2 separate regions of the Mus musculus genome follow, and region 1 is linked to region 2. A link is a loop called in an ENCODE intact Hi-C map of the cell type or tissue named here. Cell type or tissue: heart. All regions are shown on one strand. Links, peaks and the distances in the headings refer to the core of each region. The heading gives the core; the rest is flanking DNA.

What was found. Peaks named below come from ENCODE experiments on the same cell type or tissue, not always from the same donor. Only the 100,000 strongest peaks of a DNase experiment are listed, where the experiment ranks them.
Region 1: it touches region 2 in a loop (11-fold over the local background); 12 of 42 quality-filtered maps call a loop at or near these places.

Annotation. Positions count from the first base shown.
Region 1 is chr4:113,003,368-113,011,720 of GRCm38, forward strand. It overlaps Skint6 (selection and upkeep of intraepithelial T cells 6), which reads right to left. Exons shown (of 49, transcript NM_001103199.1): 23 at 1,089-1,151. Among named protein-coding and RNA genes, the nearest start is that of Skint10, 230 kb to the left of the region's middle. In heart, for the core only: no CTCF peak of the experiment used is centred there; no DNase peak of the experiment used is centred there.
Region 2 is chr4:113,708,136-113,716,488 of GRCm38, forward strand. It overlaps Skint5 (selection and upkeep of intraepithelial T cells 5), which reads right to left. Exons shown (of 59, transcript NM_001167876.1): 29 at 7,553-7,615. Among named protein-coding and RNA genes, the nearest start is that of Skint5, 290 kb to the right of the region's middle. In heart, for the core only: no CTCF peak of the experiment used is centred there; no DNase peak of the experiment used is centred there.

The DNA.
Region 1 (8,353 bases), core at 34-8,033, 700 kb before region 2:
GAACTCTTTAACATTCCTAGTAGAACATTTCCCTGATATTGTCTTACAGGTTAAGCATTGATATAAGTATGAACAATAAGGTAAAAATTTCTTTATTCTACTCATTAAAGCAATAGTAAAAGATCAGTTATTCAAAACAATTACTATTAATTACTTAGATAATACCTAAGGTAAAGACATTCCATTGTTATAATGAACATATTCGTTGAATAACTCTATCCTCAGTTTAAAATCTGTTAACATTCTCAATTTTCCGTATTTGTTTTTATAACAAATGCAGGGGATTTCATGAGCTGGTAGACACCTCTGTGTCTTTGGCCTTTAGTTTCTCTTGTACCAGATGGACAAGCTTCTATCATGTTTCCATTGTCAAGGACCATTGATCTATCCATATGAGCTTGTGTGTTAGCCATTTCAGGGTAAGGATATTGGCATTTCAGTCATGCCTCCTCCTTTAACTTTGAAAATCAGCTCCTATTATGCCCTGTGTTTGGGTGTTGGCAAAGCCTGGGGTTATTTTTGATGATAGATATCAATATCTTTGCCAGTAGCATCCAACATTTCACCCTAAATATCTCACATGCGGTTTCTAGTTCATAGGAATACTAACCCAGGTAACCCTCCATTGGAAAAGATCCCTTCCTCATAACTTTATGTGCATGGCATCTACATAAGATCTTAACTTTCACATTGGACCTTCTTTTACCACACATTTAGTTCATTCAACTCTTGCTTTTATCTGTGACCACTTTCAACTTCCTATGAGCTTGGTAAAACCCTCTTAAATTTGTCATTCGGAATTTCAAGATTTCTGTGAAATCAAAGTTACAAAAGTTCCTCTTGCCACCAACCATCCTAATTCAGTACCTTTTACAAAACTTTAATTTTGGCCAGTGAACATTAACAACTGAAAGCTAACAAACTTTCTAGTACTTACAAATAATCCTGTTCTTTCTCCTGAAGCAACTTTGGCCTAGAACTAGGGACCTAGTAGCATCTGCTTAATCCTAGAGATTTTTTTAGATTGTATCTTTATTTTGTCACATACAATGGGTTTAATTTCTCTTTGAAATTGTCACTGATCATACCTGGATTCACAATGGAACTCCTCAAAATCAATCCTATTTTTTTCAACAGCATGGATTTGGTCCCTGTGGGCAAGAGACCATAAAATCAATTAGTTATTTTTATGGCATTTAGTCCTATGGGTTTAGAGTAAGAAGTTGATCTGTTCCCAAGTCTAGATAGAGCAGCAGTGCCTGCAATAGCATGCATTAGATTTACCTTACTTCTTTGAGGTATTTCTGCCTGCTTCTTATTCTTTATTGGCTGACAAGAGGCAAATGACCTGTCCCTCCAGATAGGTAACTATGCTATTTTCTAATGACATGAAAAGGAGTTGTGTGTCTCACTCCGACCTACAGTCATAATTTCAATAGTAACCCAGGCCTCATCAAATGAACACACCTAGAAGGGTAGGTAATCTTTCTGATTTATAGCTTTGACAACCATTGCCCTTAGAGATGCCTTGATGGCAATTGGGTTAAAAATGGCCAAATTTCCCATATTAAAAGCACCAGACATTTTGAGACAGGTGCCCTATGGTGGATTATTCACAATATCTTTGCATATGACCATGTTCCTGCAACTGAATCACTAGGCACTTAAATATAAGATATCTCTATGTATAGGATGACCTAGTTTATTATCGATACACATATCAGAACTAATATCGGTTGTATCCCACTCTACATATCCATAGATTCTGTCTGGGCCTTTATTCATCTATGAACTTGATTTTCATAAGATATTCACATTTTCAAACACCAAGGTCCCTATCCAAACCTGTCTTGCATCTGGTTATCATAAAATATTGTTCACTGCTGAGACCAGCAAGCAAGTGTGTTTTCTCAAGGTGGCCCTCCATTTTCCATAGCAGTAATGGGTACTCTATGAGATACAGGGAAACAGACTTTATCGCAGGATTGCTATTTGCTGCTGGTATGGCTTGCCTGCCACTATTATATAAATTGATGTTCTTGAGCCTCCCTATTAGGCAGATTTGCTGCAAGGTCAATATAAAAATGTACTTTGATGCAGTAAAGCTGTGCCCATCAATTTGATCACATCATTCCAGGTAATGATTTTATAGAACTCCTAAATTTATACATGTAATCTCAAACCTCCTATTCAAACAAACAAACAAACAAACAAACAAAAAACCTAAAACGCTGTAAATAGAGCTCTGTCAAATTTCAGGTGCCTCATGCTAACTTCAGAAAAAATAGAAAGCTAGCTTAGAACAAATTAGGATTACAGGTACTATTCAGTATAGATTAGAAATCAGGCCACTATTTTGTCACTAAAGGTCCCAAACTAGGAGTGGGCAATTTATTGTAATTGTAGGCACAAGAACAGAAAATCAATGATGGACTACTTTTCCTATGCAAAACTTCAAAATAATAAGACACAAGGGAAACAATTTGTTTCTTGACAAAACCATGCTGACTTACGATGTAAAAATTATTGCTTTAAACTTATAACTATGGGGCTTGCAAAAGCAGCATTGGTTCAAATGTGTGGGCATTTGAGATGATGAATTTATCCATGTAAAGGCCAATCATGTTCTCCAACATTCTAGGTGTTGTAATTTCAGGTATTCTGTGGATATTTCTACCTTGGGCAGTCATCAATCTGTGGCATATTGTGCAGCTCATTCCTGCACAGGCCAGAGGAGAAAGAGAGATTATAGCATGCTGAGCCTATTGCACAGGCATTGATATTACCTGAGTTGCACCAGAGCTTCTTTGCTAAATCAATGATAATGTTTTATTGAAAGATGATGGATGAAAAATTTCAAGGGGGTGTCTCAATGTGCCTGGCAGAAGCACATATCACATATACATAGAGGGAATTACTGAACTTCACCATGAAAGGCTAAATAATTTTCAATGCTATTTTATTAATTACATTTTTCCTGAAAACTTTGTCAGACTTAAAGCCTCCTATAAGATCACTGGTACACAGCATTTAATATTTTAGTCAAAATGTCTCTAGAATGCCAGCTATCACATTCATCTTGGCTGAATCTAGCAGACCATTTTTTTCTACCTTTGCCTCCAAGTATCCCATCTTGTTTGCATGAAATTTAAAGAATTCAACCTAAATAACAATGTAAATCATTAATATCTCTCAAAGCGTTTTTGATCTCTTAAAGATCACATCATACCGTCAGGTTCAGCAAAACTGAAATACAGAACCAGAATCAAATTAGCTTTATATTTGGGATTCTATAAAAACGTATAAACATCATTATAACCTGGGCACTGAACAGCTCCTCTATAACAAAATTGTTTTTTGATGCCTATCCTTTTATTATTGTCTTCCAACCTCTTATAGTCATAAGGAAATATGCCTGGAGATAGTAAAGGGTTCCCAGTATTGATGAGTCAATCATTTAGATGGATGTCCTTGTATTGCCTCAGCCCATGTTGAATGGATAGTCATATTATTGTATCTTCTGTTCTGTGGTAACCACATTGTCCAATGAGTTTCCATGCCTATGGATTTGAGAGACTGGTTATGAGAAAATGCATTTTAATTTATAATTTTCCAAACTTCAAAAGTTGAAATACAGAATATTCCCTGAACATCATAATTTCTTTGACTTCTAGTACTGATCTTGAATATCATGCTTGATTAATATAATCTATCATGGTTACCCGGTGTTCTTATTCCTTCTCATTTGAATATATTTTGAATATGGATTATAATAATGGATTATAATATTGGATTATAATACTTATTCCAAAAGAGGGCTTATTGGCAATTTTCTTTTTTTGTTTTTTGTTTTTTGTTTCTTGTTTTTTGTTTTTTGTTTTTTGTTTGTTTGTTTGTTTGTTTGTTTGTTTGTTTTTCTAGACAGGGTTTCTCTGTGTAGCCCTGGCTGTCCTGGAACTCACGCTGTATTGGCAAATTTCTAACTTGTTCCCTTCTTCCATATACGTGAATTTATAAGCTAATATCTTCCTCCCACTCTTTTTATTTCAAATCCTAGATTACTGTTTTGCATAGCAGAATCCCTTACCCGGGATGAGTGACTCCAAGGAAGTCAACTTTGGGGAAAGCAATGAGTTTATTTGGTATTTCTCATGCAAATATGGGGCCAAGCTTAATGAATTGAGACAAGATGATTAAAATTTAGATAGCTGTATAGCTGTATAGTACACTGTATCATGGGTATGGACAAACATTACTCAATATAGAGCTCTATCACTGACTTGAATGGTAATACACATAGTTAAAGTTGTTTCATTTATTCATATAATGGCAAATCCAGCTTTTTTTAAAATTTTTTTCGTTTTTTGGTTTTTTGAGACACAGTTTCTCTGTGTACAGTCACTGGCTGTCCTGGAACTCACTCTGTAGACCAGGCTGGCCGCAAACTCAGAAATTCATCTGCCTCTGCCTCCCAAGTGGTGGGATTAAAGGCATGTGCCACTATGCCTGGAAACTCCAGCTTTTAAAATAGCATTGTCTAAAGCTCCGCCAGTAACAGCAAATAATATAGGGAGAAAATATGAATAAAGGCATTCAGAAACATTCATTCCCTATTCCATTTATGATGGCCATAATGCATCCATTAACGATATCTAGATAAAATTGATAGGCTCTTATCAGAGAGAACACTGGAAAGAATGTACTTGAGTTTGTGGTTTTTATTTTGGTGGCCTACATATACCAATATATGGATGAATTTATTTAAGATATTTCCATGAAGACATAACACGATAAATTGCAGTTTGTGACCCTGACCAAATTTTTCTCTGTCTATTGGGTTGTCTTTAACTCTCAAACAGTATTGGTTTTTATATTAATATCATACATATATAAAAATGCACTTGTATCTATGTAAAGTTTTCAATCAAAAAAGAGAAAAAACATGATGTTAGCTGTTCTGCATTATATAAGTTAAAATATGAATTTTATACTGAATTCACATCATGGCCTAAAAATGAAAATTATATAATTGGGAGTTGAAAGAAACATTACATTGGGAAGATAAAGGGAAGGTGGAGCAGAAATTTAGGAAAGAGAAGAAGGAGAAAATGGAAATGGGAGAGGACACAGAGGAAGTGGCAGAAAAAAAGCAGTGCAGAAACAAATGGTCTGGAGAATATACAAGTTCTAAACAGTGAAATAGATGTAGACTATGGGAGTATAGTGGTAGATCGGCCCAATCTAGGCACAGAGTATATATTCATATTAATTGCATTGTGTTTTCATTGCTGGAGCATTTTTGGGTTGGAAATTTACTCCAACTAAATGGCACCCCACATATTGATTTGAACTAAACTAACCTAAGATAACAATTCCCTGCCTCCAAGGCATGAGTGGGTCGTGTGCAGCAATGTAGGCTGCAGCAGGCAAGACTCAAACGTGGCTGGTTTTGAGGATTTACTGAGGATGGTATAGAGGCATCTACACAGCCTTTCTGTGTTCATGTCCCCCTATCCTTCACACCCTACCCTGTCTCCCACATGCAAAAAAAGGGACACAGACAATGTGGGTCTTTTTACACTCAGCTCCTCCCTGAGAATAAAGAATCAGGTAATAAATGTACAAGGGCTCTGGACCAGAAAATTCACTGTTATAAAGAGAGAAATATAACTTTTGGTACTTAAATATGGGAAATTTCACCTGCAGTTCTGAAATAGATGGGGAACATTAGCCACTGACTCCAAGTAGAGAGAGTGGTAATAATCACCTGCTATGAACGGGTATTAATTAATAGAAGACTGTGGATCCAGGTAGAAAGCATAACAGATAGATAGTATAATATGTATTAATTAAATAAATGTCTTTGGCTCAAGATAGAGAGCATAAAAAATAGATGTTATAACAGGTTGGCTGCACTAGGTGTGGAGAGCTTAACAATTAAAAACTAGCTGTTTCCTATAGGCAGATATTAGTGAAGGTTTGAAATAATTGTTTTAAAATTGTATAAAGATATATTGCTCTAATAATTCTTACATGATATTTAAATTTTGTCTAAAATGGGCTCCATCGGAATTTTGGTTTTAAATCCTGTTTTTTAAAGTTGCCTCTTATAAGCATGTATAAATAGATCTGTGAATCAATTTAATAAGAACTGCAGGAGACTCATATTCTCTACCATTGTCTCCACAGGAATGTGGGATTAATATCCTGATGTGACAAATTAGACAGGCCCCAATAGGCTGAAATATGTGTGATTTTGAGTATTACGGTTGTTTTATTGTTATTTTGGGACAAAGAGCTAACTACAGCTTTTCTTGGTTACCAGTTGAAGGATAGGCTGATCTTGGGGAATAGGTTTTCTCTTTGTGTTTTTGGAAATGGTGTTTAAACTTTTTAAAGCTTCCAGGGTTATATGGATCATATTTGATGGAGGGAGACTCCCTGAAGAACTAGATTCTAGAGAATAAAATGTTTATCTTGATGATACTAAAGTTTTCTTTTGAGATTTATATATTACAGAATATACAGCCTTGGTGAATTTCATTGTAAGACATGCTGAACTGATGTGCCTGAACTCCTGATGTTCTGGTTTTTCATCCAGATCCATTCAGGACACAGAAATCAGAGACAATCATTGGTGTGGCCTACTTAAGGCCAACAAATTTCCCCATTTCCCTACTTTTCCTCCCCCTACAAAATTATCTCAGCCCCCATATTCAGCTTGAAGCAGTTATGAAGAGTCTTCATCTCAGTTCTCTAGTCTTTAGGACTGGGGTAATATTGGTTTTCTTGGAACCTAAAACTTTTGAAGTGTGGAACATAGACCCAATCTTTCTGTTGCTATTATTATAAAAAGATCAGAGATGTTTAAGCATGCAAGTTAAGGGCCAAATAGGACATTCATGTCCCTGAGTTTATTGTTAGGGTGTTTTCAGTTATTTTAATCAGAAATGCCTGAGAGTAAGTAACAGATAAAAGTCCAGAGTACTTCACATAGATATTTGGTTTTCAAAAACATCAGAACTCCACTGGATGTGAACTTTATTGTTAATTATTTACTTGTTATTTACATTAGTTTTCCCTGACTTGGATTCAAAAGAGTAACTGAGCATCTTTGAGTTACTCTAGTTGTGGCGAAACAGCCACTAGGAAAAAATTGTCTCATTTCATCTACAGACATAATACTGTCCAGAGAAAGGACACAATTATAGGTTAAGACATCTGGATTATGCCAAGACAGAGTATGCTAGTCCTAAATATGCCTGTTTCTCTCAATTTGTCAGATGACCCTGTCCAGTAGTCTGAAGATGGATCAGCTAAAGTGTTGAAATAAGGGGCTCCCCAAGTGATCAGCAGTTTCTATAAATAGACTAAAGTTTGAAGCTGTGTTATGCTTCCTATATATTTAATATCATTCATTCTTGGACTTCTGATGGTATTGAAAAACTAAACACTTTCCTAGCCAACCCAGGATTTTTACATTGCGAGGAATAGGCTTAAGAGAATGGTTTTCAGATGGCATTCAATCTAAAGCCAAGACATAACCAGATGTAGAATTATAGTTCCAAGTAAGAATAGATGACAGAGTTTCTATTTAATTAACAAAGATGATGCACTGGCTGTTAGGTCCCTTGTACTTTATAAATTACAAAATGATAATAGTTGTGTTCAATTATGTCTGACATAAAATAGTCTTTCAATTGGTCAGAAAGGGGTAATTTTTTTTGCATAGCCATGGGCTGATTATATTTGATGTTAATTCCATTCTCCTTGAGGGGTTGTGAACAAAGAATGAGTCAGCACTCATGTGATTTCCTGTAAACCTTCCTATCTTAATTTGTAAAATAAAGGGAAGCTGATGACTGAGTAGATATAGGGAAGGTGGTGTGGAAAGTTGGGGAGAGAAGAAGGGGAAAATGGAAGAGGGGGAGGATATAGATGAGGGAGAGGAAGAAGAAATGCAGAGCAAAAGCATATGGCCTGGAGAAAACACAAGATCTAAAGGGTCTTATAGATGGGGAGGGCAGTAGTGTAGTGATAGATTTTTCCAATCTAGGCACAACACATCTATTCATGTAAAATTGAGCTTCTTTTCATTAACTGGGCACATTTGAATTGGAGAATTAATTCAACACATTACTATTTATGCATACCATATTCTCATGTACAGGGGCTTATTTACGTGTTCAGAGACATCAAATACTCTCCCGTGCATGGCCACTTTGAATTGCTGTATATCCTGCATTCAAAGCCAGCAAAATGAATTGCATACTCTTTCCTTAAAGATTCTTCTGAAGTGTCTGTGTTAGAAGCAGCCAAAAAACTTCCATCCAAGTAATGAATAATCAGGCAT
Region 2 (8,353 bases), core at 168-8,167:
TGTCAACTTGACAGAGCTAGAGTTATCACAGAGAAAGGAACTTCAGTTGAGGAAATGCCTCCATGAGATCCAAGTGTGAAGTATTTCTTCAATTAATGATCAAGGGGGAAAGGCCCCTTGTGGGTGGGACCATCTCTGGGCTGGTAGTCTTGGGTTCTATAAGAGAGCAGGCTGAGCATGCCAGGGGAAGCAAGCCAGTAAGGAACATCCCTCCATGGCCTCTGCATCAGCTCTTGCTTTCTGACCTGCTTGAGTTCCAGTCCTGACTTCCTTTGGTGATGAACAACAGTATGGAAGTGTAAACTGAATAAACCTTTTCCTCCCCAAGTGCTTCTTGTTCATGATGTTTGTGCAGGAATAGAAACCCTGACTAAGACAAATTGGTACCAGCATACTGGGGTATTCCTGTGACAACCTGATCATGTTTGGGGGAGGACTGTGGAATTACTTTGGAACTTTGGGCTAGAAGATCACTATTAGGGGCTCTGTCAGACATTGTGCAGCAGCTTGGAAGATAATGTTGAGAACAGTACAGAAGATGGAGACCTGGCTTGTGAAATTTCAGAGGGAAGATTAAAGACTTTTTTTTTTTTTTTTTTCAGGGCCATTGATAGTTTGATTGTGAAGATTCTGTGGTTCTGGTTAGCTGGGGCTGAAGAATCAACTGTGATTAACAAGATATCAGAACTACTAAAGCAAAAACTTTGCATTACTGGGACTATTGTTGCTGGTTAGCTGGAGCTAAAAATTAGTGGTGATTAAGAAGAGACCAGGATCACTGAGGTGACATCTTCTGGGAAGTGTTTTTTGAGAGCACGGAGGCTGTGTTCCAGAGATGCCAAGTTTGTACCTTGTGTTGTGGCTGGACTTGGTAATGTGTAAGAGTCATCCAGGTGGTACTGGTTTTGAAGGCATGAAGGGGTCATGAAGAGCAGCTGAGACTCAGCACTGTGAGAGGCCATGAGAGGCCATGGAAGGCCATTGGTGAAGGTGCAACCTCAGTAGCAATTGATGGCCCAAGACTGAAGGAGTCATGTAAAGGAGTTGAGGCTTGCCACCATGAAGAAAGCGTATGGGAGGCTATTGTTAAAGCCAAGTTACAGTGGAAGACAGCAGCGTTTTGGAGATGCCAGTACCATGAGATAACCACCGAGAACAGCAGCTGCAGTGGAGTACAGGCAGCTGGAGCCTAGAAGACGAGCTGTGTGCTACAAAGGATAGGGCTTGGAGAAGTGACCTAAGCCCTTAGAGGTGCCCAGAAGATCGTGAGTTGAATCCCAGACATTGGACAGTTGGAGTTTAATTTTTGCTTTTGATTGTGACTGTGTGATGTTTTTTTCTTTCTTGAAGGAGGTATTTTAGTGGAACACACAGTTAAGAGACTTTTAATTATAAAGAATTTGGATTTTAAGAGAGATTGGAATTTTAAGAATTTGCAAAGACTGAGGGACTTTTAAAGTTATTTAGATCTTTGGGATGAATAAGAAATAAGGGTTGAGGATTACTAGTGATGTGTTTGTGTGTCAAGTTGACAAGGGGTCAATTGTACTGGCTAGTTTTATGTCAACTTGACACAGCTGGAGTTATCACACAGAAAGGAGCTTCAGTTGAGGAAATGCCTCCATGAGATCCAAGTATGAAGCATTTTCTCAATTAGTGATCAGGGGTGAAAGGCCCCTTCTGGGTGGGACCATCTCTGGGCTGGTAGTCTTGGGTTCTATAAGAGAGCAGGCTGAGCAAGCCAGGGGAAGCAAGCCAGTAAAGAACATCCCTTCATGGCCTCTGCATCAGCTCCTGCTTTCTGACCTGTTTGAGTTCCAGTCCTGACTTCCTTTGGTGATGAACAGCAGTATGGAAGTGTAAACTGAATAAACCTTTTCTTCCCCAACTTGCTTCTTGGTCATGATGTTTGTGCAGGAATAGAAACACTGACTAAGACACAGACTTTCCCTAAACATCATAATTTCTTTGACTTTCCAGTACTGATCTTGAATATCATCCTTTATTTATATAATCTATCACGGTTACCCTGTGTTCTTATTCCTTCTCATTTGAATATATTTTGAATATGGATTATAATATATGGATTATAATATTTATTCCAAAACAGGGCTTATGGGCAAATTTCTAACTTGTTCCCTTCTTCCATATATGTGAAGTTATAAGCTAATATCTTCCTCCTACCCTTTTTATTTCAAATCCTAGATTACTGTTGTGCATAGCAGAATCCCTTCCTGGAGTCCCACAAATGACCAGTGACTCCAAGGATGTCAACTTTGGGGGAACAAGTGAGGTCATTTCACATTTCTCATGAAAATATGGGGGGAAAGCTTAATGATTAAAATTTAAATAGCTGTATATCTATACAGCTGCATCATGGGTATAGACAAACATTATTCAATATAGAGCTGTATCATTGACTTGAATGGTAATCCACATTGTTAAAGTTGTTTCATTTATTCATATAATGGCAAATCCAGCTCATTGTTTGTTTGTTTGTTTGCTTGTTTGAGACATGGTTTCTCTGTGTACCCCTGGCTGTCCTGGAACTCACTCTGTAGACCAGGCTGGCCTCAAACTCAGAAATCCGCCGGCCTCTGCCTCACAAATGCTGTGATTAAAGGCATGTGCCACTATGCCCAGCAACTCCCTATTTTTAAAACAGCATTGTCTAAAGCTCCACCAGTAAAAGCAGAGAATATAGGGACAAAATATGAATTAAGGCATTCAGAAACATTCAATCTCTATTGCATTTAAGGTGGCCATAATGCATCCATTGAGATATCTAGATTAAGTTGATAGGCTCTTGTCAGAGAGAACACTGGAAAGAATGTACATGAGTTTGTGGTTTTTATTTTAGGGCCTACATACCCCAATATAGGGATGAATTTATTAAAGATATTTTCATGAAGATATAACACAATAAATTGCAGTTTTGACCGTCACCAAAAAAATAATATTTTTCTCTGTCTATTGGGTTGTCTTTAACTCCCAGACAATATTGGTTTTATATTAACATTATACATATGTAACAATGTACTTTTATCTATGTAAAGTCTTCAGTCTAAAGAAGAGAAAAATCATGATGTCAGTTGTTCTTCTTTATATAAGTTTAAATGTTAATTTAATGTTGCATTCACATCATGGCCTAAAAATAAAAACTATATAATCGGGAGTTGAATGAAACATTGCATTGGGAAGATAAAGGAAAGGTGGAGCAGAAATTTGGGAAAGAGAAGAAGGAGAAAATGGAAATGGTAGAGGACACAGAGGAAGTAGCAGAAGAAAAGCAGAGCAGAAACAAATGGTATGGAGAATATACAAGTTCTAAACAGTGAAGTAGATGTAGAATATGGCAGTATAGTGGTAGATCTGCCCAATCTAGGCACAAAGCATTTATTCATATTAATTGCATTGTGTTTTCATTGCTGGAGAATTTTTGGTTTGGAGATTTACCCCAACTAAATGGCACCCAACATATTGATTTGAACTCAACTAACCTGAGATAACAATTCCCTGCCTCTAATGCATGAGTGGGGCTTGGGAAGTAATGTAGGCTATAGCAGGCAAGACTCAAATGTGGTGGGTTTTGATAGTCTACAGAGGATGGCATAGAGGCATCTACTCAGCCTTTCTGTGTCCACTTCCCACTATACTTCACACCCTACCCTGTCTCCCACATGCACAAAAAGTAACACAGACCATGTGGGTCTTTTTACACTCAGCTCCTCCCTGTGAATAAAGAATGAGATAATAAACCTACAAGGGCTCTGGACCAGGTAATTCACTGTTATAAATAGAGAAATATAACCTTTTGATACTTAAAGATGGGAAATTTCACCTGCAGTTCTGAAATAGATGGGAAATATTACTCACTGACTCCAAGTGGAGAGAGCAGTAATAATCGCCTGCAATGAACAGGTATGAATTAATAGAAGACTGTGGCTCCAGGTAGAAAGCATAACAGATAGATAGTATAATATGCATTAATTAAATAAGTGTCTGTGTCTCAAGATAGAGAGCACAAAACATAGATGTTATAACAGGATGGCTGCACTAGGTGTAGAGTTTAATAATTAAAAACTAACTGTTTCCTATAGGCAGATATTAGTGAAGGTTTGAAATAATTGCTTTAAAAATTGTATAAAGATGTATTGCTCTAATAATTTTTACATGATATTTAAATCTTGTCTAACATGGGCTCCATGGGAATTTTGGTTTTAAATCCTGATTTGAAAAGCTGCCTTTTATAAGCAGGTATAAATAGATCTGTGAATCAATTTAATAAGGACTGCAAGAGACTCATATTCTATACCATTGTCTCCACAGGAATGTGGGGTTAATATCATGACATGACAAATTAGACAGGCCTCAATAGGCTAAAATACGTGTGATTTTGAGTAGTATGGTTGTTTTATTGTTCTTTTGGGGCAAATAGCTAACTTCAGCTTTTCCTGGTTACCGGTTGAAGGATAGGCTGATTTGGGGAATAGCTTTTGTCTTTGTGTTTTTGGAAATTGTGTTAAAGTATTTACAGCTTCCAGAGTTATATGGATCATATTTGATGGAGGGATACTCCCTGAAGAACTAGATTCTAGAGAATAAAATAAAATGTTTATCTTGATGACACTAAAATTTTCTTTTGAGATTTATATATTACAGAATATACAGCCTTGGTGAATTTCATTGTCAGACATGTTGAACTGATGTGTCTGAACTCCTGTTGTTTTGATTTTTCACCCAGATCCATTCAGGACACAGACATCAGAGACAATCGTTGGTGTGACCTACTTAAGGCCAACAAATTTCCCCATTTCCCTACTTTTCCTCCTCCCTACAAAAATATCTCAGCACCCATATTCAGCTTGAAGACATTATGAAGAGTCTTCATCTCAGTTCTCTAGTCTTTAGAACTGGGGCTGATTATTATTGGTTTTCTTGGAACCTAAAACTTTTGAAGTGTGGGACTTAGACCCAGTCCTTCTGTTGCTATTATTATAAACAGATCAGAGATGTTTAAGCCTGTGAGTTAAGGGCCAAATAGAACATTCATTTCCCTGATTTCATTGTTAGGGTGTTTTCAGTTATTTTAATCTGAAATGTCTGAGAGTAAGTAACAGATATAAGTCCAGAGTACTTCATGTAAGTAGCTGGTTTTCAAAGACATCAGAAGTCCACTAAATGTGATGTTTATTGTTATTTATTCACTTGTTGTTTAGACTAGTTTTTCCTGACTTGGATTCAAAAGAGTAACTGAGCATCTTTGAGTTACTCTAGCTATGGTGAAAAAGCCACTAGGAAAAAAATTGTCTCATATCATCTACAGGCATAATACTGTCCAAAAAAAAGGACACAGTTATAGGTTAAGACAGCTGTATTATGCCAAGATAGAGTTTGCTAGTTCTAAATATGCCTGTTTCTCTCAATTTGTCAGATTACCCTGTCCAATAGTCTGAAGATGGATGGGCTAAAGTATTGAAATAAGGGACTGTCCAAGTGATCAGCAGTTTCTATAATAAACTAAGGTTTGAAGCAGAAGGCATTCAATCTAAAGCCAAGACATAGCCAGAAGTAGAATTATAGGTCTTTAAGTAAGAATAGATGACAGAGGTTCTATTTAATTAACAAAGATGAGGCACTGGCTGTTAGGTCCCTTGTATTTTATAAATTACAAAATAGTAATAGCTGTGTTCAATTGTGTCTGAGATAAACGAGTCATTCAATTGGTCAGAAAGGGGTAATTGTTGTGCATAGCCATGGCCTGACTATATCTGTTGTTAATTCCATTCTCCTTGAAGGGTTGTGAACAAAAAATGAGTCAGCACTCATGTGATTTCCTGTAAACATTCCTATCTTAATTTGTAAAATAAAGGAGAGCTGATGATTGAGCTGATAAAGGGAAGGTGGTGGGGAAAGTTGTGGAGAGAAGAAGAGAAAAATGAAAGATGGAGAGGACACAGATGATGGGGAGGAAGAAGAAACACAGAGCAAAGCACATGCCCTGGAGAAAACACAAGGTCTAAAGGGTATCATAGATGGGGAGTGTGGTAGTGTAGTGGTAGATTTATCCAATCTAAGCACAACATATCTATTCATATAAAATTGAGCTTCTTTCCATTAACTGGGCATATTTGAGTTGGAGATTTAATTCAACACATTACTATTCATGCATACCATATTCTCATGTACAGTGGCTTATTTACGTGTTCAGAGACATCAAATACTCTCTCATGCATGGCCACTTTGAATTGCTGTATATCCTGCATTCAAAGCCAACAAAATGATTTGGACACTCTTTACTTAAAGATTCTTCTGAAGTATCTGTGTTAGAAGCTCACAACAAACTTCCATCCAAGTAATGAAAACTTATGTGTTGACAAAATTATCCACAAAGTATTTTCAGTGGTTTTTGAACAAGAATTTGACATGATGAAAGAACGTTCAACCTTCCCTATAGAAGAAGTCATCCTTCAATACTTTTCATGGATTAATCATTGTTAAAATTAGAGACAATAAAGGAAACCTTTCTCTTTCTGTCTCACTAAAATGGATAGTAAAATACAGCCCTTTAAATTAATTACAATTATCGCTTACATAAGGAAGGTAAAGGAAACAAAAGGCTCTAATGTGAATATTCATTAATAATTACCACTTCAGCTCTAAAATCTATGAAAAAATCAGTTTTCCCTTTCACTTTTTCATAACATATGCAGGGATTTCCCAAGAAGTGGCAGAATCCTCTACATGCTTTGCCTCCTGTTTCTTTTGTAACACATAGTCAATCTTTCATATTTCCTTTGTCTACAGATATTGATCTACTAATACAGGCTTGAGAGGTAACTATTTCTGTGGTAGGATTCTTGGCATTTAAGCCATTGATCATCCTTTAATTTGGTATCTATCTTCAGGTTATGTCCTGTGTTTGTAAAACAGGAAAATCCTTGGGTTGTTTTTGAAGATATATATCAATAAGTTTCCCTGAATCCTCCCTATTTCTGCTACATTTCATCATGGTACTTTTCTTGTCTTGCATGAACATTTACCTGTGCACCCAAATATTGGTAAATATCTAGTCCCCATAAATTTATGGCTATGTCATGAATATAAGACCTCTAATTCTCTAATTTGACACTTAAACTTTTTCTCACACATATTAAACTTAATACTCTTTTTGTTTGTTTGTTTGTTTTTGTTTTTTGTAAATCCTGAAAAAATTCTACTAAGAACTTGTTATAAACCTTTTAATTTGGCCAGAATGTATTACAAAATTTCTGGAAAGTCAAAGTTTTATAATCTCCTATTTCAATCAAGCCTACTATTTCAATCCCATTTACTTCTAAAATTTAATTGGCCTATGATTGAGAAGAGCTGAATATTGACACATTTTCTTGTACTTCAAAACACTCTTGTTGGTTCACCTGTAGCAGAATTTCATAGCAGATAGGGATACAGTGGAATGAGGAAAATCCCAATAATACCATTAAATTTTATTTACACATGTTTTCACAGACAATGGGTTTTAATTTTATTTTGAAATCTTAATTGATCATACCTATATCCACACTGGAACTTTGAATACTTGATTGAATAATTTTCAAAAGGAACCCTTTTGTCCCTGTAGGCAAAAGACCATATATTAAATAGGGAAAAAAAGTATAAAAAATGGCATACAGAAACTTTCATTCTTTACTGCTTTTATGATGACCATACTGCATCCATTGAAGATATCTAGATTAAGTGGATACACTCTTGTCATAGAGAGCATTGGAAAGAATGTATGAGTTTCTGGTCGTTATTTTTGTGGCCCATATACATCATATATGGGGATGAATTTATTTAATATATTTTCATGAAGACATATCACAATAAAGTTCAGTTCTTGTCCCTCACCAAGAAAAAAAATGAGTTTTTCCCTGTCTATTGGGTTGTCTTTAACTCCTAGACAATCTTGTTTTTTTTCATATTATCATCATACATATATAAGATTGTACTTGTATCTATGTTAAGTCTTCAATCTAAGAAGAGAAGTTTCATTATATCTGTTGTTCTGCAGCATGTAAGTTAAAACATTACTTTCACGTTGAGTTCACCTCATGGCCTAAAATTGATAATTGTATATTGAATGAAACAATTTATTGGGAACATAAATGGAAGGTGCTGTAGACAATACCATTTCTATGGTAGGACTCTTGGCATTTAAGCCACTGATCCTCCTTTAAATTTGGTATCTCTGTTATGATAATGTCCTGTGTTTGTAAAATAGAAAAAGCCTTGGGTTGTTTTTGAGGATATATATCATTATCTTTCCCTGAAGCCTGCATCATCCCCCCCCCCTTACATTTCATCATCGTGG